7 separate regions of the Homo sapiens genome follow, and all the other regions are linked to region 7. The links are chromatin loops, found by intact Hi-C in ENCODE. Cell type or tissue: ascending aorta. All regions are shown on one strand. Region 1 overlaps CASQ2 (calsequestrin 2). Region 2 holds the start of NGF (nerve growth factor). Region 3 holds the start of NGF-AS1 (NGF antisense RNA 1). Region 4 has its middle 96 kb from the start of VANGL1. Region 5 has its middle 130 kb from the start of NGF. Region 6 overlaps LOC112268235 (a long non-coding RNA gene). Region 7 has its middle 39 kb from the start of LINC01765.

The links. A loop is a pair of places that touch in the nucleus more often than their neighbours do. Peaks named below come from ENCODE experiments on the same cell type or tissue, not always from the same donor. Only the 100,000 strongest peaks of a DNase experiment are listed, where the experiment ranks them.
Region 1: it touches region 7 in a loop (4-fold over the local background); 23 of 110 quality-filtered maps call a loop at or near these places.
Region 2: a loop joins it to region 7, with 5 times the contacts of the local background. A loop is called at or near these places in 25 of 110 quality-filtered maps.
Region 3: a loop joins it to region 7, with 2.2 times the contacts of the local background. A loop is called at or near these places in 19 of 110 quality-filtered maps.
Region 4: it touches region 7 in a loop (11-fold over the local background); 7 of 110 quality-filtered maps call a loop at or near these places.
Region 5: a loop joins it to region 7, with 7 times the contacts of the local background. A loop is called at or near these places in 96 of 110 quality-filtered maps.
Region 6: a loop joins it to region 7, with 4 times the contacts of the local background. A loop is called at or near these places in 3 of 110 quality-filtered maps.

Annotation. Positions count from the first base shown.
Region 1 is chr1:115,763,120-115,767,119 of GRCh38, reverse strand. All of the region lies in intron 1 of CASQ2 (calsequestrin 2), which reads left to right. Among named protein-coding and RNA genes, the nearest start is that of CASQ2, 3.6 kb to the left of the region's middle. In ascending aorta, a CTCF peak has its summit at 2,354 (motif pointing right); no DNase peak of the experiment used is centred here.
Region 2 is chr1:115,336,646-115,340,645 of GRCh38, reverse strand. NGF (nerve growth factor) reads left to right here and starts at 2,397. Exons shown (of 3, transcript NM_002506.3): 1 at 2,397-2,442. All of the region lies in intron 1 of NGF-AS1 (NGF antisense RNA 1), which reads right to left. In ascending aorta, no CTCF peak of the experiment used is centred here; DNase peaks (open chromatin) are centred at 2,385 and 2,859; H3K4me3 peaks cover 2,078 bases; H3K27ac peaks cover 3,820 bases.
Region 3 is chr1:115,281,063-115,285,062 of GRCh38, reverse strand. It overlaps NGF-AS1 (NGF antisense RNA 1), which reads right to left and starts at 2,029. Exons shown (of 2, transcript NR_157569.1): 1 at 1,823-2,029. In ascending aorta, no CTCF peak of the experiment used is centred here; DNase peaks (open chromatin) are centred at 632, 1,092, 1,640 and 2,022; H3K4me3 peaks cover 1,761 bases; H3K27ac peaks cover 3,064 bases.
Region 4 is chr1:115,543,928-115,547,927 of GRCh38, reverse strand. No RefSeq gene overlaps it. Among named protein-coding and RNA genes, the nearest start is that of VANGL1, 96 kb to the left of the region's middle. RefSeq lists an enhancer at 1,235-2,122. In ascending aorta, a CTCF peak has its summit at 1,594 (motif pointing left); a DNase peak (open chromatin) is centred at 1,637; H3K27ac peaks cover 946 bases.
Region 5 is chr1:115,467,986-115,471,985 of GRCh38, reverse strand. No RefSeq gene overlaps it. Among named protein-coding and RNA genes, the nearest start is that of NGF, 130 kb to the right of the region's middle. In ascending aorta, a CTCF peak has its summit at 2,126 (motif pointing right); DNase peaks (open chromatin) are centred at 1,592 and 2,137.
Region 6 is chr1:116,497,021-116,501,020 of GRCh38, reverse strand. The region is part of intron 1 of LOC112268235 (a long non-coding RNA gene); the gene reads right to left. Among named protein-coding and RNA genes, the nearest start is that of LINC01762, 20 kb to the right of the region's middle. RefSeq lists an enhancer at 1,887-1,986. In ascending aorta, a CTCF peak has its summit at 1,783; a DNase peak (open chromatin) is centred at 1,830.
Region 7 is chr1:115,136,998-115,140,997 of GRCh38, reverse strand. No RefSeq gene overlaps it. Among named protein-coding and RNA genes, the nearest start is that of LINC01765, 39 kb to the right of the region's middle. In ascending aorta, a CTCF peak has its summit at 1,923 (motif pointing left); a DNase peak (open chromatin) is centred at 1,887; H3K27ac peaks cover 2,730 bases.

The DNA.
Region 1 (4,000 bases), 630 kb before region 7:
ATCTCAAACTGCCATACTCAGTTATCAAGAGACATTGTTATGAAAACTTAATTGAAGGCATAAGGATTCTCCCCTATATGCTCATCGCTGTCCAGTTAGCCTAGAACTCCAAAAGAATGCCTTTGGGTGGCCAGTACAGGCAAGGACATTCATTTCTGATTCTAATTTTTTTTAAAAAAGAAATATCTTTCTATCATCCTTCTATCTATCTATCTATCTATCTATCTATCTATCTATCTATCTATCTATCTATCATCTCTAGCTCCCCCAAGTATATCTGTCCCCAAAGACTATGCAAAATCATGAACAGAAACTTCCCCTGGGCTTACCATCCCTCCAGACACCTTTGATCCAAGAGTGCCCTTTTCACAGTGGGTGCCGGCCCAGCAGAGACCGATAAGGAAAAGTTCACCACAGGAGTTAATTTGATGCCCCTCAGGCTGCTAAAGCTGGAGTGAGGCATCATTAGGAGAAAAAGAACACAGACCTTGAAGTCAGGATATCTGGATTTAAGTTCTGGCTTTGTCTCTACTAGGCACAGGACACAGGGCAAATTACGTAATTTCTCAGAGCTTCATTTTCTTATCTATAAATATGGAAAAATAGTAACTATCATGCAGCTTAAGAAATGATTAAATAATAATAATGTTGATTAAATGCTTACTAAGTGCAGGGACTGTTCTAAGCACTTGGTATGTGTTAGCTTGTTTAATCCTTACAATAATTCTATTAAGTAGGTACAGTTACCAATTCCATTTTATAGATGTGGAAACTGAAGCAGAGAGGCTAAGTTGTCCAAGGTCACACAGCTACTACAGATGAAGGCAGTTGTACGTAACACCTACACGGTACTACTCCTGAAATCAGTGCGAAAACGCCCAAGGGGCTTCTGGGTAGCCTGTTTAAGATGGTTTCAAGAGTCTTCCTTAAACAGAGTTGCTCAGCCTCTGGACCCGGGTCTGATGATGCCAGCTGTACACCAGCATGGCCGAGAAGTACATGGCCTGGAGGCGCTGCTCATGCAAAAGTGCAAACTGAGGAGGAGGCCTGGGCTCCATTAGTGAAGGTTGAGGAAGGGGCGGGCCTTTGTTGAGATACTTGTCAGGCGCAGCATCAAGGGAAAAAATGGCTCCGGGAAGTCCATGAGTGGAAAGAGCGAACATGCCTTTAAACTTTCTTCATGGTCAAAACATCTATTTTGTCCTCTTAATCCTCTAGACCCCACACTTGCACTAAGAAAAATAGTCTGTCAGCTTCCAGGGCTGTGGCTGTTAGGGGGTAGGGGGAAAAGAGGAGGCAGTTCCCAGTGTCCATCCAACAGGCAGTGTGGTCTCAGCCACGGACAAATAGCTGGAGGGGAGGCAGCTCCCTTCCCCCTCGCAGCTTAAGGCGGCTTCTGACACTTTTTATCATAACCGACTATGACCCAGTATATACAGACACACACAGACACACACACACACCAGAAACAAAAATTTCATATGAACTATACTTATTATTATTACTTGGGGAATTAAATTTTTTTTTCTATTTTTATCCTGTTCTCTTCTATTTCATTTTAAAAATTGATCTCAACCTATTAAGTTGATTTCCCTCTCCAGTGAGGAGTTGCCATCCCCAGGCTGAAACACCTGAGGAATTTCTAGGAATTAGAAACTCATAGCTCCTCACACTAGGGCCACCCCATTCATTCTAAGAAACTCCAAGGGCACTGTGGCCAGTCATGTATATTTTGTCTGCATCTCTAAGGGATGTCAATGAAAAAAGCCAGAAACAGCTCCATCCACAGAGTGAGGAGGTCACTGCCTGATGAGGGGCACTTGAAATACCATTCAATTAGTCATGCATCTGCCACCTAATTTTTGTTGGGGCCCTGGGATAGATGCTGTGGATACGGGGAAAATGAGACCCTCAAGTGGCTCACAGCTGAACATGGAAGAAAACATGCAAACTAAGAGCTACAGTGCAGGGAGGTTGCTGTAACAACACAGCAACTTAGAAGTTTATCAGGGAGAGTAGAGGAAAGAGGAAGGGCCAGAGTTGGTTTGTGAAATGAGTAGGAATTTACTGGCAAAACAGCAAATATTCTGATGGCTCTCAAGTATTTTTCCACCTGCTAGCTTTTTCCTAAAATTTGGCCAAGAGGGCCTCATTTCTTTAGGGTAAGATTTTTGTCCCTACTTAGTCAAGGTCCTCTGGGAGAGGTAGATCTTTGAGATGTTGCCAATTACTTACATCCCCTGAGTCTGAATTCTGTCGTGAGAACAGGGCTTGACAAGGGGAAGAGGAGAAGGTGGAGAAGATAAGGTCTATACAGCTTAGCAAGAAAAAGGCAAGTAATATGACACCAGGAGGCAGCAAACTCAAACTTTGCTTTCCAATCTGGCCAGAGTCCAGCTCTGGAGGGCCCAAGGGTCATTGTATAATCCATAGTTCTATGCAGATGTTCTACACATGATTGTTGAATGAATGAATGAAATGTTAGAGCTCAAAAGAACTGTGGGAGTCATCTAGGTTGCTCTGAACCCCTCATTTCATAGCTGTAACCCTGACTTAAACAGCTGGCAGTTCTGATTCCTTGGGTATTCTTCATCAACAAAGCAGCATATATGATTTAGAAATTTCAGAGTATGTGGAAAAGAACTAAAAGGCAATAAAAGTAATCACACCAAAATAAACATGGATAATGTTCTGGTAGATTTCTTTCCAGTATTTTTTTCTATACATAAATATACATTTTTCAATTGGGAATTATACCATTTATACAGTTTTGTTTCCAGCTTTTTTTCACATCCATATATTGTATTTCTATATTATTAAACAGTAATGTTAATACCAGCATAGTATTCCACTGTATCATCATACATATTTTTAAAATAATTACCCTATATTTGGATCTTGACACAATTTTTAGAGTTTTAAAAATCTTCGCTTTTCATTGTTGTTTTAATGAACATTTCTTTGATTTCTGGCTAAAGTTTTCTATAAAATTCTTTTGCCATTTATGTATTTTTTCTTTCATAAATTATTTTTCTATGCCTTTTCTCATTTTTCTATTGGGGTGTCAACACAAATTATAAAGGGAGTTGCAATTTTGCATGCTGTCTCTTACAGCTTCCACCAAGATAGTAAATTTAGTCACACCACAGTGGCCAACTTCCATTAGCATTACAGGACTCAGAGACAGAGGACATGGGCAGGTAATTCAGTTTCTCCTTGCTGCTTTGTTTCCTGCTTCCTCTTTTTCCTTGAAACTGCTGTGCAAGCCACTGCTCCTATCATGTCCTATAAATATTGCCAGAGAAAGTCCTTCATTTCTCAACCTGAGTTGAGAAATGTCACCATTTCCCTCAGGTTGAAGTGCTTGAGAGATGGCATGCTCTAACACGGGCTTCCAGATCAGATAGACCTGGTTTCCTTGTTTGCAAGATGGAGATGACAGTGCTGTTGTGAGGATTGAATGAGGCTGCCCAGCAAGAGCATAGCTCTGGCACACAGAAGATACTTAACAAATGCTAGCTTCTTTTAGCCCACACTCACTATTTCATCAGGATTCTAAACACAATACAGCTAACCCCATCAGTTGATAAACTGAGGAAATCAGGCCTTGGGAGCTGGGTACTGGAAATGCAGCCATCTTGCTTATTCACAGCCAGTTTGATTTGCTCCTCCTCTTATTGCTTATTCACTCCTCCTCTCTGGGGCTAGAGAGGAGGAGTGAGTTGCCAGCGGTCACAGGTCGCTCTCGATGTACTCCTGTTTGGCATTCCCTCTGCTCTCAAGGCTTTGCTGAGCCTGTGTCGGCTATGTCCAATCACCTCATCCATGCCATTTATTAAATTAGGCCTTGCCCCATTTTCAGTCATGGTTCAGTCTCACCTACTTTGAGAGGTGCTTCCAGTTTCCTTCTAATCCTTTCTACCTTACTCTTTCCCCCCATGGAGACATGGGTTGGATTTTTCCCTCTAGATTAGAAGCCTCATGAAAACAACCTGAATTA
Region 2 (4,000 bases), 200 kb before region 7:
CAATCCAGTGTTGGTGGGTTGTCTGACAGTCACAAATGACTCTGACCGTTGTTGGATTCAACAAGTATTAACTGAGCACCTACTATAGGCCAGGTCCTATGCTAGGACCTAGGGAAACTGTGATAAACATGGCCAGGGACTAATAATCAAGCCCCCACTAGAACATAAGCTCTCTGAGAGCCGGTACCACTGCCAGCACACAGTGCCTGGCATATGGTAGGCTCTCAATCAATAATCTTTGGAGTATTTTTGTGTTTGTTGTTTACATGTTCTTATTTACTCAAGATCCTTGAAGTCCAGGGACAGAAATAGAGGTAGTTAGGGGCAGAAAGGAGCTCTTATTAAATCAACATGTGCAAGAAGAATATGACCAACAATTTAGGGGGTGAGGATGGAGCATATAAGCAAACTTATAATCTGCTTACATCACTTAAAGTTTCCCCCTTACATACCACATGGAAAAGAACCACAAGTGTCCCAAATCCTTTTGTCCTTCTGAATGATGCCACAAGAACACATACAAATGCTCTGCATTCAACAACCAAATTCTCTGTTATTCTAAAAGTTTAATTTCATACCCAAATTCTCAGGCAGCTATTATGTAAGGCTTGGGGCTAGTGCTTTCCAAACAAGTTTATACATGACATGATTGATGGATGAATTCATCCTGTTATCTGGAAATTCTTTTGTTTAATTGACGATGATAAATTTCCTAATGGATCACCTCGACTATGATACTACTTTTGTAGAAAGGGCCATTCACAGTGTTCCCTGGCCTCTTGCCCTCACTTCCAAAGTGTGTTCATACACCAGCCTGTATCTGAACAAGTCAGAAGTGGACAAGCCTAAGGCTGGGAAACAACAAGGTCACACCAAAGCTAAGGCTGACTTCCAATTCCAGGGCTTTTTGCCTATTTCATCCTTCTCAGAGCATGTGTAAATGGAATGAACTTTCTTATGGGAGCAAACGTGAAAATAGAAAGAAGTAAGACCTCAAGACTAATCTGAATCAAGGGAGTTGGAAATGCCTAGTCAGGGCTTCATCTTGCTCAAGTGCCATCCATTAAGGGTAAATGACCACCCCCAGACTTAGGACAGGAATCATCTGCTTCACTAAATCCCAGTTCCCTGGAGGGTGCCCTTCTGCTAAGTTGCACTGGCTGGTGTTACCAGCAATAGGGAGATTCTGTGCCCCACCTTCCCTCCCTGTTACTCTCCTCACACCTACTTCTCCTCTGTGGCATCCATACAGGGTAGGGGTCCAACCCACCTTTGCTATAGGAAGAAGCGAAGGCACAGACAAGCTCAACACGGGAGGGAGTGGGGCTGTAAATTTCCAAAGAGCTACGAATCCCCTGGAATGCTACAATTAATGATGCACATTTGGTGACAAATTTGACTTCAGGGGTATTTCTCCCTTGCTCATTTTATGCTGGGGTGGGAACAGCCCTGGCAGAGGGGCAGGGGAAAGTCAGGCAAGCTCTCCTGTCAGGCTGAATCGAGGGAACTCAAGAAATTTTGAAGGGTCAGGAAGAATTTGTGTGGGGCCTGGAGTGTGGAGAGGGGGGCATGGGGGCCTAGGGTTTGCTGGCTATATCAGTCTGGGGTCACAGACCCCTTGCAAAACTGATGAAAGCTGCGGACCTTCAGCTCAGAAAAGAATATTAGCATTGCACACAGTCGCGCAAATCAGCCTACAGTTTCAGAGGGGCCAAGGACTCCGGGAAGTTCCTGGAACCCAGGGCCTTAAGTTAAGGTCCCGGCTCTAGCTCCTGACTCCTGAAGTCCTCTGCCCCTTGTCCCCATGCTGGACTTGCCGGGCCTGGGGGCCTTCTAGCTGGTTCTGCAGCCGCCTTCCCTTGTCAGAGGAGCTTGGGCACCTGCCCCTCGCGGAGCTCCCCCTGGGTGCTCACCTATCCTGGGATAAGGAAAGGCGCCCCGAAGAAAAGGAGCAGCCGATGCCTGGGGCACCGAGGGCGACGCCGGGCAGACCAGGGAGGCACTGGCGAAGGGCAACGCGCGGGGGCAGGGCGGAGAGGTGAGGGAAGCTGCGAGCAACTCCGCCCAGCCCCAGCCAGTCGGCCCAACGACCCCTGCCGGTGCCCCAGAAACTCCCCCTCCCGGCTTTGCGCGCGCGGCCCCTCAGACCCCAGTGGGTTTCCCTTTGACCTCTGAAGGTTTAAAGTCCTTCTCTGGCTGGGTCTGGCCAGCCCTCCAGGAGCGATCCGTCTGTAGTCCCCAGGACCCCCTCCAGCCGGGCACCACAGCCCAGCCACAGCAGGTGCGGGGCTGGTGGTGGGGAGGGGAGGGATGGGGGCCAGGATTTGGAGCGTGTGACTCAGGAGTACGGGAGGAGGGGCTAAGAATTCAAGAAGCCTGTGTGAGAGCAGCTCGGCGCTCCGGCACAGCAGAGAGCGCTGGGAGCCGGAGGGGAGCGCAGCGGTGAGTCAGGCTGCCCCGAGCCGATCCCGAGAGGGGCGCAGCGCGGGCGCGGGCAGGGGTGGCTGGGCTTCGCGGGAGAGTTTGCAAGGATACCGGTCTGGCGAGCTCTCTGGTTACCCCCGAGGCTCCCGCAGGCCGAAGAGCAGCCCTGAGAAATGTCCCGAGTGGGTGTGGGGGCGCGGGACCCTCGCGGGAGGACGAGTCGGACCGAGGGAACAGCGTTAGTTCTGGTCGTGGAGTCCCTAGTCCCAGGATGGCCTGCAGTCCAGGGAGCAGCCCTGGCGCCTGCAGAAGCCCACGGCCATGCCAGGGTCTAGCTCGAGGGCTAGAAGTGGATAACGCGCAAGTGAGGGAGAGCGAATGGGCGCGGAGAGGGATGCGCCGGCAGCTGGCGCGCCAGGGCGGGAGGAGTGGCGGCCAGCACCGCGGGGGGAGCGCAGAGCGCGCTGGCTGAGGTGAGCGCCGAGTAGGGAAAGTGCTGCGCGGCCCCCAGGTAGGGGGAGGAGCGGAACGGGGCGCGCTAGACCTGGGGCAGTTCCCTCAGCGCGTCTCGGAAGGGCTGGGAGTCGTGACTGAGGGCCCCGGGGGTTAACGCAGGAAGTCTGCGAGCCAACGCCGGGGTCCGTCCGGCGTACCGGGGCCCTCCACGGAGCCGCGTTGGACAACCTCAGGTAGAGGTCGCCAAGGTTCAGCCCTGCCACTTGGGTCACACGCTTCATCTCCAGCTGTCTGCTGCCAGGTGTGGGAGAAGCGGGCGTGGAAGGTTAGGGCGGGGAGCGCCTTGAGTTCAGGCGAGGAGGATCTAGGGGAGGGAGAGAGGACTCAGGGGTCAGGGAGCTGCAACTTTGAGCCAGCAGAAACAAGCAGCTTAGCTCCCTCTAATTACAAACCTCCTTCTAAAAAAAAAAAAAAAAAAAAAAAAAAAAAAAAAAAAAACAAAAACAAAACAAAAAAAATTTCGAGATTCTTAAGGAAGGTGTTTCGTGCTTGAACTTTTTCTTCTCTTGTGATTTGAGAGATTAAAAAAGAGCCTGCTTGCTAGGCTGGTTTTTCCAAGTTGTTCCAGGTTGGAAGTTGTAACAGTTCGAAGGATAATTTATGAGTGTTTCATGCATTAAAGTGTATTACAGCAAAGCCTTTTGGGTGCTGTGGGTATTAAGGAAAACTTAGTGCACGTTCCCAGCTGGAAACCAAAATAGTGCTCTCCTGGGTGCCTCTGCCCCATCTGTCATCCAAGGCCAATGGAAATCCTGTAGAAAAGTCACTTGATTAATTGTTCTGGCTCCATCCTCTGGGCACACCCACTGCCAGTGCCAGTCCCCTCCTCCCCAATCCATGCACAGCCAGCTGCACTCTGCAAATGCAGAAATGACAGTGGAGACCCCATCAGTAACTTCTCTCCAGGGTCCTCAAACTCTTGAAGCCGTCAGTTAAGTCTGCTGGAAGGGAATCTTTCCCCTTCTCGAGGCAGTGCAGAAGGGCAGCAGCCATTGGCCCCTGCCAGCCCTTCTTATCCTGTGTTTACAGTTTCCTCCTGAATGTCTGAAACTTTCTCCCT
Region 3 (4,000 bases), 140 kb before region 7:
GCCGGCAGGAAACCACGGCTTTCTGCTTCTCCCAAACAGGGGAAATGAAACAAGGATGACAAAGAGAAGGCCAGAGGTGGATGTGAAGAAGGGGAGGGGAGGACAGAGCAGGAGGAGGAGGGAGGTGTGATCTCTCATCTTTACCAGCACTCTCCAGCCTCCAGGAAAGTTAGCAACCTGGGTGGTTCTTGTGGGGCTTTTTGGATGTGCTAATAAACACTGACTCCATCCAGAGCATCTTAGGAGTGAAGGTGACAGAGGGACTCCAGGGTTCAGCCTGCAGCAGGGCTCCACCCAGCCTCACACGACCCCCTTCCCCTGCAACTTTCATTTTGTATTTTCCTTGAAGCCACAATATTCCCCCAGACAGAGCACTTATATTAAGACAGAAAATTTCCCCTCCTATCCATCCTGTCTCCCCCCGAGGATGAAATGCCTACACTGGTTTTCAAGAGAACAGGCCCAAATTGTCCATCCGAGAAAAGAGCAAATGGTCTTATTCATTCCCTCTGTAATTCTCGCTGTCCGGCCCCACCTCCAACGCCATCCAAATAGGGCAAATTAGAAACGTAGGGAGCTTTGGCATGAGAGCCATTTGATTAGGGTAGAAGTATGATGAAATGTGCCCTGTTTTTTCTATCAGAGCCACTGCAATTGGAATAAAGGTTTATGCTCAAGAAACACCAGCTAGAACATTCTGTGCTGAGATTCTAAGTGAGATAAAGGCCTCAGGGAGGAGCCCTCCCAGTGATCTGTGTCTGTGACTTTTACTGGGGTCCAATGCCAGTGGTCTCAGCCGTCCTAGGTGCCCCTACAAAGTTTCTGGGTGGCTTTTTTTCTCTTAGGACTGGACTTTGGGCCTGGGATGTGGGGAGAGGAGTGGAGAGGGAGGCCTTCAGGAAGCTCCCCATCAGGAAGGTTGGCTTGTGAGCAGCTACACCAACAAAGAGGGTCCTGGAGTGCTGCCCGCGGCACTGCAAGACACTGGGACATCTAAAAAATGTCTTTGGCTCCCCTGGGCAGCCGAGAGGGAGGACCGTCTGAGGGAGCACGAAGGCTGAGGCCCTCACTTCCATGTGGGCTGCTCTCCTGCGTGTCCGGTAAGAGGAGGGCCCCTCATCCCAGGAACACCACCACCTTCCCAAAGGCAAAATCTGCTCTAGGCGGAAACACTGGAGTCCCAGCGTGGGAGCCAATGTTTTCACACAATATAAGGGATATCAGTTTGGCTGATCGGCGTCGGAGCCTTCCAAAAACAACCCCGCGCCCGGTGGTTTCCGCAGCTTGGGCTCTGCTCCCACACACGGAGGGGAGCCCTGGCTTTCAGACCCACCCGGGCTGCCCCAGAAAGGCTGACCGGGGTCGCCAGGGCCCCAGCCACTTGAACACCAAGAAAACAGCTTCAAACCGCCCACTATACTCTGCTGAGGAGCGGCAGCAGCACATTTTGCAAAATTTTCCTTCCTGTGCCTCACTGAGATTTTTCTGCCTGGGTTCCCCAAAAGCCCAAAAGGTGAGAGCAGATCTGACTCCTCTCGGCAACTTCGTTTGGTGGAAGGCGTCCTCCACCACGCCCAAGAAAACTAGCGCCGGCCCTGGCTGTCCGCCCTCCTAGCAAGGCTCAGGCCCCGGCCTGGGAGACCGCAGGGTGCCTGACTCTGGGGTACACTCAGTTGTCCCTCTGACGCCCTCCAGCAACCAGAGCGCCAGCCTGACCCCTTCCCTGCTAATAGAAAGCCCACCATGGGGACAGAGTTTCAGCAACAACCCAGCAGCTATTTTCATTTCCGTGAATCAGGAGTGTTCCTCCTAAAAGCCTTACCACTTTCTCCTCAGCATCATCCACATCATGGGAGGAGGATCCGCCCAGAGCTGGAATAGAGGACAAAAGGGCACCCGGGTCTCGTGTCCGCCCTGTCCGCTCCTTGGAGGAGAGACAGCTGGGCAAGAGAAGCGGAGCCGAGTGGAAGTGTGGGCTATGGAGAACCCAGGGGCCTGGGAGTCTTTCTCGCACAGGCCTGAACGGAACAGTGGGAGGCAACGGGTGCTCAGAGTTGAGGTCATCAGCCAAACCCAGCTCCGAGGGAGCAGCCCAGTGTCATGGTACAAACTCTGGGCTTGGTGTCAGCAGAGCTGGGTTCTGGCCCCAGCTCCCCCATTTCTATCTGTGAAACTTTGGCAAGCAGCAGTTCCTCTTTGAGCTTGGTTCTTGCAGCTGTGAAATGAAAATAATCATTCCTATATCCCAGAGTTGTGAGCATGAAGCAAAACCAAGTATTTGAAAGCAAACAGTCCAGTCCTATGCAAGTGTTAGGAAAAGTAATTTATTCCAAACTTAACCATTCCTGTGTTGATTATAGGAGAGAAGCAACTATGTTGGTGCTCACTAAATGTTTGTTTATTGGCACATGTATGGATTGGATAAGGGAAACCCTCTGGTCAGTGGACATCATGGAATATAGATGTGGCATAGCCAGGCCATGATAGATAGATAGATAGACAGATAGATAGATGATTGATAGATAGATAGATAGATAGATAGATAGATAGATAGATAGATAGATAGATCAGGCATAGCCTGCTTTTACCAGGAGGTTAAAAGCAAGAATGGCAGCTATTCAGCTTCAGATGCCTGAATCCGGGTTCAGATAGGCCACCTGGATTCTAGTGATTCCAGCATAATGGTAGGCTTTGGAGTCAAACAAGTACTTCTGCTAAGGCTGTGTAACCTTAAGCAAGTTGCTTAACATCTCTGACAATGATATATGGAAACTCTGACGATTTCTTCATCTGTGAAATATGGATGATAATAGTGCTTTTCTCAGAGGGCTGAGAGATCATTTAATGAGATAATACACATAAATATACAAAACTACCTAGCACTTAAGAAGTGTATAATAAATTTTCGTTTTGAAAGGTAGATTAGCTGAGAACCCCTAAAAGGATGTTGGAATAGTGGAACAACTTTCCACAAGGCAAGGAAGATTATGGACAGTTTTATAGATGTATCCTAGGTTTATTCCATGACAAGCAATGCTAATAGTGACCTTAGCGTTTATTAAGAGCTTGGTATGTTCAAGGCATCGCACTAAGCACTTTATGTGGTTTAGCTCAGGTAAGCCTCTGGGTTCTAAGACAAAAGACTATCTTAAGGCAAGTGTCGGGGAAGGCTGTGCTTTCTGCTTATGTGTATCAATGCCAGAGAAGTGCTCCACAGTTCCCTGGGATGTGTTTACTCCCCCAGCTCTTGGTAAGTTTATAAACCATTGGCTCTGAAAGTTTCCATGTGTCAAGCACGTGGGATCTGTTTTGCTCTAATTCACTTGGGTTTGCAACTGAAAAGCTGTTACCTTCCCAAAGTTCACCTGGGTGTGTGAAGATGGCTCAGGGGGTCCAGCGCCAAGAGTAAGTTGGGCAAATCTTCCCTCCACCACAGCAGCCTGCAGAGAATCCCTCCAACCCAGGGATGCTCCTTAAAGTCAAGGATGCAGCACATCTGTGTTTCTTCAGCACCTGGACCCAATCTTGCATGTGGCAGGCAATCAATGTCCTAAGGAAGGGAAGACAGAACTTAGTTTCCATCTTTTTCTCCATCCCCACCATCCACAGCCTATCTCCTCCTATCCCCGCACCTACCTTGTGTTAGCCATAAATGCGTTAATGGTCTCAGTTGAAAACAGGGTCCTCCCTGAGGCATGTGACACATCTGGGTAATTTTCAGAGGCTGGTATCAAGAGCAAGATCAGACCATCAGGGATAAAGCCTGGCCTCACCCATAGCTTGGCTGAGTGACACTGGACAAATTACTTCTCTCTCTGCACTGCAGTTTTCTTACATGTAAAATGTAGGTGAAAATAAGAGAACCTACTTCATTGTATTGTAAGGCATTTGGTCCAATGTTTGGTACATAATAAATCATTGTATATGAAACATATGTAAATATACAGTACACACAGCTACATATACATATATGCACAGAAATAGACACAATATACAAACA
Region 4 (4,000 bases), 410 kb before region 7:
ATATGAGCAGATAACAGACACCTGACCACATAAAGGGGGAAACAGACTTTTAGGCAGACGTTGAGTTGCGACGTTGGGGAATGATGACTGATTAGTGAACCACAGAGTGGGACATGCTTGGCTCCTCAACTGAAGCAAAGAGGAGCCGTGAGGCTGGAAGGTGAACCAAAGAAGGCGGGAGGCATGAAGTGTCAGGATCTATGAACATCTGGGGATGCTTAATAGAGAGGAAATGTAGACCTCCCACACGGTAGCACTTTTATGAGCTCTGATTATACACTAGGGTACAGAAAAAAATAACAGAAACTAGCACACTGGTAAATAAGAAATCTTCTTGATCTGTAAAACATGCTGCTTTCTCAAATCTTTCCCCTTCACACAACATATTTCAGAGGCAAATGATGCTGAGTGTATCAATGTGACAGGAAGGAAGCTAAGTGGGTATCTAGACATTGACATCTCCTGAAGGGCCAAGGCAGATGGCAATGCCCCAGCCAGCTTAGTGTCCTGAGGCACTAAGGGGAGTGATGGCCCCAATGTTCCTTTGGGAAATCTGCAAAAATGTAATTCTGATCTTTCAGTCTCAGAACCAGCACATGAGTTGGGAGGGCAGGGTGGGAATGGAGGGTGAAAGATGAGGGGGAGAGGGAGCAGGGCCTCAGCTTACTCATCCACTCACTCTTCATTCATTCATTCATTCATTCAGTACAATGTGAAGGTGTGTATTCTGGAGTCAGGCACAACTTCATTAAGATCTAAGGCCTACAGCTTGAGAGCTCTATGAACTTGGGCAAGTTACTTAGTCTGTTTAGACCTCAGTTTCCTCCTGTGATAAAAGGAAGTCCCTGACTCATAGAAGTATAATGAGGACTAAAATTCACCGCCTAGTAACATAATAACACCACTGGGTCTGGCAGGTAATGGGTGACCAACCAACATATGCTACAATTGTTGCTGTGTCTTTCAATAACCAGGTGACCAGCTCTGTGCTAGTTGCTCAGTGCATGAAGACGGTGGACTTGGAGACACAATTTTACCCTCCACTTGTGGAATGACACCTTGCCAAACTTTTTTTCCAGGCCTATATTTTTCTTCCCTTCTATTTTTCTTCCCACTTTCCCATATACAGAAAAGTTCATGAATGAAACAGAGAAAAGAAGACCTATGGTCAGAGAAGAGATGAGAAAATAGAAAACTTCTAGCATTCTATTTGTACCTGGCACACAGTAGGCACTTGATGATTGAATAAATAATGTGCTCCCAGGGACCAAATTTTCAGGAGAATGAACACTTTTACCTAATTTTCTTGGTGTTTTCATTAAAATGAAGTCACTCATTTGGAATTCAGGGGTTGTAGACTGATGGCTAATGGATCAGTTCTGGCCTAGCAACATGTTTTGTTTGATCTGCAAAGTATTTTAAAAATGGGAAAATGTCACATAAAAACCCATGTTTCTGGCTTCTACTGGAAAATGAGAAAATCTGGCAACCCTGGGCCTGCATTCCCCCACAGGAATGGTCAGAGGGATTGAGGGAAAGGCTGCCCGCATTCCATGGGACTTTCCCTCCCTATGGCCTTGGGCACCACTGCCCTCTAGTGTATTACAGCCTCCTGTGGCTAGGGCACTTCCTCCTGCGTATGTATTCCAAGCAAGGCAGTTTCACTGGGTTGTTTTGGTCATCTTGTGAGGGATCGCAGGTGAGGAATGTGGAGCAGGGAGGCCTCCTGGCACAGCCCTTTCTCAGCCCCACACTCACTCCCAGCCCTGTGCTCCTTCCCGGGGGCCTCTCTGCTTGGGCTTTGAGCCTGGATGACTGACTGAGATTTCACTTTCCATCCAGATATGTTGGCCCCATGTCAACACCGCTGACACCACCCTTCCTTTATGATTACTCCCCTTCTGGGCAACAAGAAAATGATTGAATGACAATTATTGTGGCATCTGATACAGGGGTAATTTCCCTCTGGTTAGCAAACCACATGATGGAACATAACTGCAGATTCTTCGCATACCTTCACCATGACTGAGAGTGATCCCACAGCCACGGCTTTACTGATTCTGAGATCAGAGCATTCAAAGCGAAGACAGAGGGTGCATCACCCTCCCGTAGTGCTGTGGCCTTCAAGCTTGCCCTGTCTTTTTGTTATCAATGATCAGTAGTACACTTTTATTTATTTTTTTCTTAAATGAACTCCAAAGAGACCTGATGAAACTAGAGCTTACCTTGGTCCTATATCCTCGGATCCCAGGAGGCCCAGAGAGCCCAGAGAGCCCAGATGGAAAAACAGTTGCCTCGTCTCTTTTACAAAAGGGGGCCTGAAGAGGGAACGAGACTTCTCCAGGCTCACGGAGGGAGTGAGGGGCACGGGGCACTCAGAGCGGTCTCATTCCAGGTCTGACGCCTTTCGCCTGTGCCTGCTGTCCTGAGTGATAGTCCCAGAGTAGCACCAACAGCCGGACCTCTGGCCTGTGGCTCCTGTGGAGCAGATACAGGCTTCACTTTGCAACATTTGAGCCAGGTCCCTGTTTGGCTGAGTGACAGCACTTTGGCAACCATCACTCTGAATTTCTGGTTTCTGGGTCTGTCAAGCCTGCTTTCTGCTGTCTCCACGGGGCAAGCAGCCTCCTCAATGGCTCCCGGGGATCCTGCCGCCTTTGCATTCCCCTCCAACACTGTCCCAGGGTTGGTCTGTGTCCTCACACGGCAGAGAGAGGAAACAAGCTCTCTTGGGGAGATATTACTTCCACTCAAGCGGGCTGTGCCCTCATGACTTCATCTTATCCTAATCACCTCCCAGAGACCCTGCCTCCTGCTATCGTCACATTAAGGGGCAGGGTTTCAAAATGTGAATTTGGGGGGACACAAGCATTCAGACCATAACAGGCATCCTTAGGAAAAATTCGAAATACAAGCAAAAATTTAAATGTTTGTCTTCCTACAGCTAAAATATGATTCTGAGGACATTAAGGGAAAGTTGGAATTAATCTGTGTTGTTTACAAACATCAGAATTAACCAAACCATTGTGTGTATAAAATACCTGCCTCCCACCACACATACACATAACGTTTATCAGGGGTTTTTTTTTTTTTTTCCTTTTTAAAGAGCTGCATATGGAACCAAAGATAATTTGTTAAAATTGAGATACAATTCATATATCAGAAAATCACCATTTTATTTTATTTTAATTAATTTATTTTTGAGACAGAGTTTTGCCCTTGTTGCCCAGGCTGGAGTGCAATGGCACGATCTTGGCTCACTGCAACCTCTGCCTCCTGTGTTCAAGCAATTCTCCTGCCTCAGCCTCCCAAGTAGCTGGGATTACAGGCACCCGCCACCATGCCTGGCTAATTTTTTAATATATATATTTTTAGTAGAGACAGGGTTTCACCATGTTGGCCAGGCTGGTTTCAAACTCCTGACCTCAAGTGATCCGCCCACCTCACCCTCCCAAAGTGTTGGGATTCCAGGCGTAAGCCACCATGCCTGGCTGAAAATCACCATTTTAAAGTATCCACTTCAGTGATTTCTAGTGTCCTCATTATGTTGTGCAACCAACACTACTATCTACTTCTACAACGTTTTTATCATTCCAAACAGAAACCTCACCCTTGTGCCTCCTTCCCACCATTCCCTGGCAATCGCTACTCTACTTTCTGTCTCTGTGGATTTCCCTATTCTAGACATTTCATGTAAATGGAATCATACAATATGTGGCCATTATGTCTGGCCTCTTTCACTTAGCATAATGCTTTCAAGGTCCATTTGTGTCTTAGCATGTATCAGTACTTCATTCCTTTTTATTGCTGAATATTTCATTGTATGGACCGACCACATTTTGTTTATCCATGCATCATTACTGGACATTTGGGCTGTTTACATTTTTGTCTATTTTGAATAATGCTGCTATGAATATTTGTGTACACATTTTTGTGTGAACATATATTTTCAGCTGTCTTGGGTATATATCTAGGAGTGAAATTGCTGGGTCATAGGGTA
Region 5 (4,000 bases), 330 kb before region 7:
CTGAACCCATGGCAAAGGCAACTTTGAAGGTCTGGAGTGGGGTGCTGTCTTAGTCTGTTTGGGCTGCTGTAACAAAATGCATTAGACTGGGTAAACAACAGAAACGTACTGCTCATAGTTCTGAAGCCTGGGAAGTCCAAGATCAAGGTGCTGGTAGAGTCAGTATCTGGTGAGGGTGCTCTATTTCATAGATGGCATCTTGCTGCTGTGTCCCCACATGACTGAAGAGGCCAGGGAGCTTGCCTGAGCCTATTTTAAAAGGGCACTAATCCCATTCTTGATGGTGGGGCTCTCATGACCTAATCATTTCCCGAAGGCCCTACTTTGTAATGCCATCACACTGTTTACTAGGTCCCAACACGTGAATTTTGGGGGACACTAACATTCAGACCATAGCAGATGCCAGTGCCTCTCCTGCCATAGGACTGGGTTTGTCGGGGTAAAAGGAAGGGGGCTGCTCAAGGGAGTGCAGAAGCCTTGGGCTTTTGGGTCTCCCCTGGTTTCACCCTTGGCTCTCAGGGTGGGATTCAGCAGATCATATAGGTGCTCTGGGTTTCCATTTTCCAGCAGGGACTGGGGTGGAGACTTAGCCTTGTCTTATGACTTCCTAGAAAGTGGGAGCCTCAGTGAGACAAGGGGGCAAAATAAAGACATTGAAAACGAAACTGAAAGGTGTCCAGACCCTTAAGTAGCCTCTGGTGTGTAAGAGGCCAAGCTGTGCTCAGCCAGTCACAGAAAACCCTGCCTGAGGTCTCATTCCCCTCCCCATCCATCAGTGACACTTGGGCTTGAGGGCCAGATCCTGGATGCCTGATTATAAACCTGATCCTGACTCTGGTTTCTGAGCTCCTTCTTGCCTTATGTGTCTCAGGCTTTCCAGCTGTATAAAGGGAATTTTCTAGGGTGTTCATATGCTTCTCAGCTCCTCAGTCAAAGACAGTGGAGAACATAAAAAAAATCGCAGCACTATTCACAATAGCAAAGATATGGAAGCAACCTAAATGTCCATCAATGAATGCCTGGATAAAGAAAACATGATATATGTGTGTGTGTGTGTGTGTGTGTGTGTGTACACCGTAGAATACTACTCAGCCATAAAAAGAAAGAAATCATGTCTTTCGCAGCAACATGGATGGTACTGGAAGCCATTTTTTTTTTTTTTGGAACAACTCAGAAACAGAAAGTCAAATACCACGTGTTCTCACTTGTAAGTGGGAGCTGAATAATTTGTATGCCTGGATGTAGAAAATGCAGTAGTCAACACTGGAGACTTAGAAGGGTGGGAGGTGGGTGAGGGATGAGAAATTGCTTAATGGGTACAATCTACACCATTTATTCAGGTGACAGCTAAGCTAAAAGCCCATACTTTGCAACTACACAATATATCCATGTAACAAAACTGCACTTGTACCCCCTAAATCTGTTTTTTTTTAAAGGCAATGGAGAAAGAGTGGGCCTTGCAGGCAAAGAAAGCCTCGGGTCCAAGAAAGAAAAGAGATAGGGAGGAAGGAGGGGCCGAGCCAGGCACTCACATCCGGGTCGTTGGTAAGGGCCACAGGAGAGCCTCATTGAACTGTCTCCACTTGGCACTGAGCCAGGCCACATTTATGACTCCCTCCTTCAGGCTTTCCTGGACTGTGGACATTTTTTAGGGGGAGGTCCTGGCCCAGGGAAGTGAAACAAAAATAGAAGAGACCCGTACTTTCCCTGAATCACCCCCTGCTTCTAGCACAACTGCCCTAACCTTAACCCAGGCACTTAAGAATTACTTTGTTTCCTAAAGCCTCTGAAGGGAAATTTACAAGCCTCCGTGAGTCACCTGTGCTGGCATTAAATAACCCCCGACTAAGTTCCTCTTGTTTTTTCTGTGATCTCCATCACTGCAAGGCCATTTTCTCATTCATTCCTTCTGCACGTGTTGAACAACTACTCTGCGCTTGCACTGGGCCGGATAGTGGAGATATAGGTAAAGCAGATAATCACTGCCTTTAAGGCACTCTAGCAGGCAGGGAGACAGATGAGGAAACATGCAATGGCATCCCCTTTGAGGAGGTGAAAGCTGGGAATGCCGGCCTCAATGCTGGACAGGGGGAGGCAGTGCCACATGGGGCCTATAGGTGGCAGCAGAAGCCCACCACAGCCTGCTGGGGCTCTGGGACACCTGGGGGCAGGTACTCAGCCAGGGGATAGAGGGTAAGGTGGTCAGATTAAACTGGATTGGGCAAGGAGAAGTCGGCATAGCCAGAGCACCTGTGCACCTTGTCCTTAAGAAAGATGAGGTTAGGCCCAGTCCCAGTTCCTCAGCTTTTTGTCCAGATACCATCCTCTCACCTTTGGGAAGCAGAGTTTAAAAAGAGACCTAGGAAACTCCCAGCATACTGAGCTGTTCTCGGTGCATGTCAAACACTGCACACCCCCTGTGCACTGCCCACAGCAACTCCGCAAACTAGCTGAGTTATCCCCATTTTATAGATGTGGAAAATGAGGCTCAATGGAATGAAGGTGGCTCAGAATTGATGAAGGGCCTGACATATTTCCATAAAGACCTCCTGGGCTTCACCGACATGAAGATTGTTTAAACAAGCCTGGAGGAAGATGCCCTCAGCTGTTGTCCAAGAGGCCCCAGGGTCCCAGGCAAACTTAGCTTTGCAAAGTAGCCTTTCCCCATGCCTATGTGGACTTTCCCTTACTTCTCGGCTGCAGGTCGTCCTTCAGTTCCACTACTTTTTCTTTTTCATACCCTGCACATTCTATTTACTGTCCCACCATTGTGCCCCACAACATGAACACAACTTTCATGCCTGTCAGCATAAGGTTATAATCAAAATGACTTGTCATAATTATACAGCAGTTTAATATTCAGAAAGTATTTTCAGCCGAGTGTGGTGGCTCATGCCTGTAATCCCAGCATTTTGGGAGTCTGAGGTGGGAGGATTGCTTGAGGGCAGGAGTTCTAGACCAGCCTGGGCAACAAAGTGAGACTCTATCTCTACAAAAAATAAAAAAATTAGCTGGGCGAGGTGGCATGTGCTTATAGTCCCAGCTTCTTGGGAGGCTGAGGCAGGAGGATCACTTGAGCCCAGGAGATCAAGGCTGTAGTGAGCCATTATTGTGCCACTGCACTCTAGTCTGGGTGCCAGAGCGAGGCCCTGTCTCAGAAGAAAAAAACAAAAACAGAAAGTATTTTCACAATTAAGATCTTATTTGATTCTCACCCTCCCCATGACGCAGGTAATTTCATTATTCTCCTCTTATGGATGGGGAGATGGAAGGTCAGAGAAGGCTTTACCCCAAAGATGATGCATTTCCCACTATTCACTCCAAACAGCCTTTTGCCCAGAAACTTTACTTTTGCCAATTCCCCTTTCAGAAAATCACTTCCTTCTCCAATTCCTGTTTTCCTCCCAGGTCTTTAACCCTTCAAAGCCCTGCATGTGTACCTCATCTAGGAAGCTTACTTCCAGGATTCCCGTCCACACTGGCCTCCCCTTTCCCTTTGCCCCTGCACAGTTTTTTCCTGGGGCCCCACAGCTGTCACTGCACAGCTTGAGGCTTGTGGAGGTGGTGCCATATGGTGTGGAGGGCATAGTAGTGGGCAAGGGGGCACATGTGAATCCAGGTACCTCCTCTTACTACCTGTGGGATTCTGACCAACTTAACCTGTCTGGGCCTCTTCTAAGCACCTCTATGAAAATGGGCTTAATATTTGCACCTACCTCAGAGGGTCTCTGTGCAGATTAAATGAGCTGCCCACTGCTCAGTCAATGTAAATTGAGTGTGCATAAGGCAATGAGTGCACCCTGAGAATGGGTTCATGGAAGCAGATCTCAAGAAGCGCCCTGCCTGATGCTCTGCACGTAACAGCTGAGAGATTTCTATAACTGTGTTTCAAAAGCCTGACTCCCCTTCCACCCCTGGCCCAATTTTCTTCTGAATCTTTTCTTTTGGAAGAGAACAAGGAAGGACATTTTCCACCTCCCTATACCTTTACAGGGAGGTG
Region 6 (4,000 bases), 1.4 Mb before region 7:
TCACAAGCCTTTTAGGCCTTATGAAGGATTTTGGTCATTAGTCTCTTAGGAGCAATTGGTAGCCCTCATATGGTTTTAAGAGGAGGGGATAGACATTCAATAAGTAATTTTTAGAAGAATAAATGAGTCTGTTAATCACTTATCTCCCAAATCACTTATCAAATTAAGTAGTTAGTCACTTATCAAGAGCTTGAATGTACGGGACACAGCAAAGGATGTTTTGGTAGAAAAAAGGGATGGGAAAAATCCGGAAGGTGAGGTGCTGTCTTAGAGTTGAGGCCCAGACACTGTGTCACAGTGGGGTCCCTGGGCCCTGCGGGAAGATCTGAGTACTGCGCACTTGGCATGGGTGTGTGGTTCAAGACAGATATGCTGAGGAAGAAAGGGGAGGATATTCCAGTGTCTTTAACATCAAAGACGCTTTGCTTACTTCATGACTTGAGATCAGGGTTAACCATTCTTGAATATGTTGCAGGTGGAAAAAGAGGAAAACCTAGTGATTATTTGAGGCCTTTACTGAGCCAGTCACATCTCCTAAACCAGTTAGAGGAGTTCATTATCTGACATGGTAAAATGCAGATGTCCAAACTGAAATGCAATTCAACCCTTATAAAGACATTTTCTGATCCTGACATTTACTGACCCTGACTTTCTATGTCTGTAAATTGGGAATAATGATACCTATCTCACTGGGTTAAATGAGAACATGTACATACTGTGCTCAGCATAGTGTCTGGGATCTGTGGCAGCAGCTATTTTCATGGCAATTATTCTGTATGTATGACATAACTTTAAAACTTCTCTAGGGACCAACAAGGCAATGCAATCAAACACCAGCACAGCCAATAAGGGGCAATACGGAGTGGTGGGGACTGTGGCAAACTGGAGAATCCTTACCTGTCCAAAGAGGGCAACAGCTCCTCTTTAGTTTCAGCTATTAGCTACTGAGCAAGAACTCAAAACAAGTGCTTTCTGACTTTTCCAGAAATGCTGGAAATCCTAATGCATAATTTTGTTATCCAATTCAAATAAAAAACTGCAAACAATAACAACCACCAGAATTAGCAACACTATGGAACACAAAAAACAGGTTCTGGAGCAAAGCTAGGCTGAAAGCAGCTAAAACAAAGTTTTACAAAGACCAAGCTGTTCTGGGAAGTCAGATCTGCCTCACAGAAAAGACTCTAAAAGCATGTGAAAGGTCATAATAAAATCAGGTGCAGGCCAAGCGCAGTGGCTCATGCCTGTAATCCCAGCACTTTGGGAGGCCGAGGCGGGCAGATTACCCGAGGTTGGGAGTTCGAGACCAGCCTAAACAACATGGAGAAACCCTGTCTCTAGTGAAAATACAAAATTAGCTGGGCACGGTGGCACATGCCTATAATCTCAGCTACTCAGGAGGCTGAGGCAGGAGAATCGGTTGAACCCAGGAGGCAGAGGTTGTGGTGAGCCGAGATCGTACCATTGCACTCCAGCCTGGGCAACAAGAGCAAAACTCCGTCTCACAAAAAAAAAAAAAAAAAAGAAAAAGAAAAAGAAAAAGAAAAAAAAATCAGGTTTGAAGGAAGCGTTCCAAATACATTCTGTGAAATGGCAGCATTGTTAGAACATGCAGGCACCAACCTCCCTCGGGAAGGATTTTGAAGAGGACAATGCTCATTGGGTTTTAGGTACTGGGGCAATTACTCAAATGTAATAATCTTGAACACACCCAGCTTCTGGGAGCCTGGAAGGTGTTTGCCGAGCTGCTTTTAGGGACAGTGATACCAGCAATATCCACTGGGGGTCTCTCTCATACAAATAATGGCATAGCTGTTCCCAGCAGTTAGAGGAAATGGCAGCCCTGGGACCTGGGGGGATCCAAGGGCAGTCCACGTCTCCATGGGAAGATGGCAGCAGCTCTGTGGCTCTTCACAGTGAAGTGACGACCTGTTGTTAAATGTTTAACAGAAGCCAAACTTGGCTTTTAGGGGACAGCTCTCCTGCCAGCCAGCCAGCTTGCCAAAGGAATCTTTCCTGTGCACAGAGAGCACACTGGGCTTGGAGACATTCTCTGCACAGTGGGATTTGGTGAGAATCTTAAGAGTTTCTGTTCAAGGTCAGTTTGTCTCTCTCAGACCGTGGCACCAAGGAACCTGCTGCTACCCTACTTGATGGGGCTGAACAGGAGATATATTCCACGCTTCACAATTGCCACCTTTCGGGAGCGGCTTCACCAGGTGAAGAAGCCCTGGTTTAGAGATGAGATCTGGGTTTGGGTTCTGGTTCTGCCCCTCATTAGCCATGTGACCTTGAGCAAGCCTTATCCTTTCTCGTTCTCGGTTTCTTCATCTGTAAGATTAGGAATACTCATCTCTAATACTAATCTCAAAAATTGTTTTGAGTGTTAAATAGGAACGAATGCATATGAAACTTTAGAGAAGGGCTTGGCAGATGTTTTCTATGAAGGGACAGATAGAAACTATTTTTGGCTTTATTGACCTTACAGGCTCTGTCTCAACTACAGAATTCCACGATTGTAGTAGCGTGGAAGCAGCCATAGGCAATTCATCAAGAGATCAGCAGGGCTGTGTCCACTAAAACTTTATTTTACAAAAACAGGCAGTGGGCTGGGTCTTGCTCATGGGCTGTACTTTGCCTATCCTCACAGCCTGTTTCTGTGAAGCCCGTGAGCTCAGGATGGTTTTATGTTTCTAAAGGGTTGTAAGGAAAAAACAAAGAAAAGGTGACAGTGCCCAGAGCGAGTATTTACCACCGGCTTCTTGGAGAAGCTGGCTGGCTCCGCTCTAGAGCATTGCAGGAAAGTCAGCCCAGGAGGCAGGCAGCTGTGTCCCTGAGTATCAGGGGGCCTGCCTGGTAAGTCACAATGAAACAGACAGTGGCCAGATGACCCCTGGGCCCTATCCAGCTCCAGGGGCTAGGGTCCACATGACTCTGATGACCGAGCTCAGGGGCTAGAGGAGGGAAGGGAAATGGCCCCCTAGTTCTCTTTTCAGTTGTCTATTTCAGATGGTCCTTATGAAAGAGGATCAGCAAAGCTTCCATCAGAAAATGAACCAATAATCAAGTGAATGGGGCTTTCGTTTCCTGAATTGTCTCTAGCCTGTGAGGCTGTGCTTCCATATGGAACTTCTGAGTTCTCTACGAACTCGAACAATGAGTCATGGGCGAGCCCAGGACTCCCACCCACTTGGAGTCATGGGGCTCTGACATGGAGACAAGACCACAGGGTTTCTGTCAGGCCAGAGCCCTGACCCCTCAGCTAAGATGTTTCTTCTTTGTTCTAGATTCAGTCATATAAGCAGAGGCAGCAGGTACTAGGCCTCAGAGTAATAGTCCCTGAAGAAAATAAAGAGAAAGTCTGTCTGAGAAAAGCCAGTTGTGCCAGTTAAAGAATGACCTATGGCCACAATGCCTTACTGGAGGGTGCTTGGGAGCCCATGTCCTCATGTCTGTTGTATCGGGTTAGGGAGATCCTGGTGCATTTCAGTGGGGAGGGGGTTGCTGCTGGTCGTGTTTTCACTCCTTCTCTCTCCTTCCCCAGTGACCCCAAGACAAAATGCTGTTAGGTAAGTGGGGTCTGCTTAGCCCCACTAAGTTCCCCCATCCACCATTAGGAATCAGTGGTATTGTTATAGTCTACCAGGACCGACCTGGTGCTGCTCAGAACCAGGGGCTCAAGGCAGGGCCTCCCTTCATCTTCTTAAATTATTCTCTAGCAGCTCTGAGTCTCCCAAAGATTGGTCCTAGAGAAAAGACTATGTCATTTACTGCTTTTTCTGATGGTAAAAACATGCATATTTACTGCAGAAAATTTGAAAAATAGAGAAATGTGTAAAGAAGAAAACGTACAAAATAACTTTAGACTCAAAACCAATCTGATTAAATCAGGAAATCATTATTTATTGAGCACCTACTATGTGCCAGCCACTGTTGTTCTTGGTGCTGGGGACATAGCAGTGAAAAAAAAACAAAGTCCTCCCCTTCGTGGAGCCTATAT
Region 7 (4,000 bases):
GCTCCTAGGGCTGGAGACATAGAATGCCTAGACTTCTATGTAGCTGGCCATGGAATGTCCCCAGCAGATGTAAAACTAACCACTTGCATTTTTATTTAACTGTTCTGATTGTGTGCCCCAAACTACAGGATGATCTCTCAATGTTTTGGTGGGAACTGGAAACTTCTAGAGCTAAATTAGCTGCCAGAAAAGAACTGTTCACCGTAGGCTGGAGACCCATTGTCTCCTTCTGTGTTCCCAGCTTTTCATAAATGCCACTTCAGACTGTGGGATAGGCAGGTAGGAAGGTGGGCCACTCAAACTTGTCCAGCAATGTCTTGTTTTCATGAAGTCATAGAACCTCAGAATTGAAAGGGATCCTAGAAGCCATCACAGCCTTCCACCCAGGGCAGAACACCCCTACATTCCTTACAGGTGCTCATCCAAACTCAGTAGGTCTCAACTCATCCTGGTGAGGAAGCCTGGCCTGCTCTTGACTGGTTATTAGAAAAATGCTTCCTCATTTAACCGAGGTAATCCCAGCATTCCATGTATTCCTGTCTCAATAAAATCTCATTCAAATAAGAGTCTAACAACCTAGAGTAGGTGAAAATGCAATTCAAAACATGCTGGGAGTTCTCAAAAATTACTAAAAAACAATCATCCTCTTACAATCCTTTTTCCTCATATTTCTCTTTGGATCTCCTACTCGGTGTAGAGGCTCCCAAAACTCTCCCTCTTCTGACTATTCCCAACCAAGCCCGCAAGCAGGCTGCAGCCTTTCTCCACGAGGCCCCCACCCCCATCCTGCACAACTAATGATGGTGGATACTCTCAGCCTCTCTTGCTTTTTAATTTTCTGTTGTTTCCTGTCTTACCCCACTCCCCAGATTCTGCTCTACAAAAGGGATCCCAGGAGCTTCTTGAATATTGACAACACTTATTTTTTTAATTCTTTATAACATGTTGATGGAAATAGAAGCATCTGCATGTCAGGAAGCTGTCATACTTCTCTAACGTCTTTTCTTCTCCAGTCTACACCATCCCCATTTCTTCAACTGACCCTCCAATGGCACAGCTCCCAGAGCCCCAGCACTCCGATGTGCCATTCCTTTTGATATCACCCTTGAGTAATTCCCACAGTATTTAAAAAGAGATGCACAATTATTGTGGATAATAGTAATTATCCACAATAATTCAAGTGTGGTTTCACAACACATAAGACTGTGGAACTCCATGAAAAAGAAGCTTTATGAATGAAGCTGAATAATGCATTACTTTTACCACATTTTCTTAAAAAATAAAAATAAAAAGTACAACTCTGTTCAAAACTGGACACTAACTTCCCGAGGGCCCACCACACTCCCATAGGTAGGCATGTTGTGAGTGGAACGCCGATGGACGCGGGCCCTTGGCACGACAGGCGGGGCCGAGCACTCCTAGGAAGGCCACTGTGTGGGGTGGCTTGAGGGGCTCTAGGGAAACCCCATCCTTCCCATCAAAAATATCCCCACCACCAGGACACATCACTGTCCCATGTCACTCAAAGGCATTAAAAGCAATTGGTAAGTCGCAACTAACCCAACAGGAGGAAGACACCCTCAGGAATGGGCATTAATTAGGGTCTTAGCTGAAGTTATTTCAGATATTATTGGCTACCGCTAAAGGAAGTAGGGAAAGTTCTGAATGTGCCATAGGTGAAGGTTGTGTACCTCCAGGGGGAGCATGAGGTGAGGTGAGGTGAGGGGAAGGCAATGAGAGAAACAAAGGGTCCATGTGAAGAGAATGATGGCGCCTGGTAAGGAGACTGGCCTGAGCCGTAAGTGCGTCTGTGCTGCTTGGCTCAAGCTGCCAGCAACGGGAGCGTAACTGGTTTCACAAGGCTCCCAAGTGGAGCCACACTGCTCGCGGCCTCCAGTGAAGCACACGACCAGAGTGCCCTCTAGCGGGGGGAACGAGCGCTCACCACCCCTCAGGTCCAGGTATTAATAGATCAGCATGGACTTGAATTTTCCGTTACCCTGCTTCAGTCATTTGGTCAACAAGCATTGGTTGAATTCCCACTATGTGCTAACACTATGATAAACACCAGGGGAACATGTGAGTAGGCATGATCACCACTCCCAAGAAGTTTATGGCCAGACTGAGGGGGTAGGACGAGTCGGGGAGGCGTGGGTGCCAAGGATGCAGGCTTGCAAAGGCAGAAGGGGTGGATGGGCCAGGAAGGTCTTCCCAAGAGAGCAGACCCTCATGCTGAGGAGATGTTTGCTGGACAGACAAGTGGGGGATGGGCATTAGCACAAATTGGAGATGTTCTGTCCCCACCTGGAGAAAGAGAAGGTGGGGGTCATGGCCAGAAAGGAAGCTGGAGAGGGGCGGATAGGGGGAGATCATGGAGAGCTTGGCCTTCATTATAAAGATGACAGGAAGCCACAGAGGCATCAATCAATTTTGCAGATTTATAAAAGGATCACTCTGGTAAAGGGAGCAGCAGCTGAACTGCAGGGAAGCAAAACAGATGCCAAGTTTAAAAACGAGGGCCAAAATTAGGATCAAGATGAGGGAACCGCAAAGGGGAACAGATGCGAAGGAAAGAAGGTCAGCAGGACTTGGTGCAGATTGGGTGTGGAGGATAAAGGAAATAGAGGGGTCTCCACTGTTAGTGGAGAGGGGACTCGACTAACTCTCAGCTCCAGCTTGGGAGGCTAGCTTGATGGTGATGTCATTCGTCAAGCCAGGAGTAAAGGAGAAGGAGCAGGTTAAGAAGAGAGATGGTGAGTTCAATTCTGAACATGCAGAATTGGATGTGCCTGCCAGGGACACCAAGAGGAAATTCTGGGAGGTAACTGGTAATTGACTGTTTAGTCTGAAGCACTGGGAACTGATCTGGGAGTTGGCAGTGACCTATGGCATTGGAAGGGAAAAGCTCTCTCAAGGTAAGCACTCAACATGAAGAGAGAAAAGAGCTGAGGACAAACCCTAAGGGAAAGCTAATGCTTAAGAGGCAGTCAGAGAAACAGCAGCCCCGTGGAGACTACGGAGATTGAGGTGGAAAGAGAACAAGAAAAGAGCTGAAGCCAGAAAAGAGGGAGCTGCAAGAAGAAGGGTGTGACCAACTTCATGAAATGGCTACCAAGACAATGTCTTGTAATGAGTTGAAGAGTCAGTGGGCATGAGAGAGGGAGTTTGGTCTTGCCGGCATTCAGCTTTGTGATCTCTTCAATTTGGATTCTTAAAATGTCAGTTTTGTTTCACTCTACCGCTCTGTGTTCAGGACACTCAGGTAACTATTTCTTAGGGGATGCAAATCCTTGCTTTGGTAATACCTGTCACAAGACTATGAGAAGGATTCAATAGGATCATTTACATAGAGCACCTAGAAAATTGCCCAGCACATAGTAGGCACTCAAAGCTTCCTCCCCCACTGAAATAACATACTTAGGAAAGTAAATTTAATAGAATACAGATGCACATTAGATTAGCTGGTCTCTAGGCTGACCAGGTCATGGCTTCCACCACTGAACCAGGTAACCAAGAATGGTGTCAGGTCAGTACATAAACTCCACCAAGTGGGCACTGTGATCCGGTGGCTCATATGTTTGCTGGGGATCAGAAATTGGATCCTGATATTTAGATTCCTTACTAACCTTAATGACTCATTACAACAATACTGTAAAGATGGATACCATTATTCCCTATTTACAGGTGAGGACACTGGACTTACAGAGGTTCTATAACTAGCTCATTGTCACACATTCTGTCTTGCAAAATGGGGTCCCTTTTTAAACTGTGTCATCTTCAGGATGTCCCTTTGGAAGATTTAGGATGAGAGGGAATGTACAGGTGTGCTCGCAGGCACACACACAGACACACACACACACACACACACACACACACATTGTACTGAATGGTAGCCACTCTGAGCCAAAGCCCAGTTTGTTCTCAGCCCTGCAGCTAGCTCATTATCTCATCCTTACTAAGCTTCTCTCATTGCTCAGTGCCTCAGTTTCTCTATTTGGAA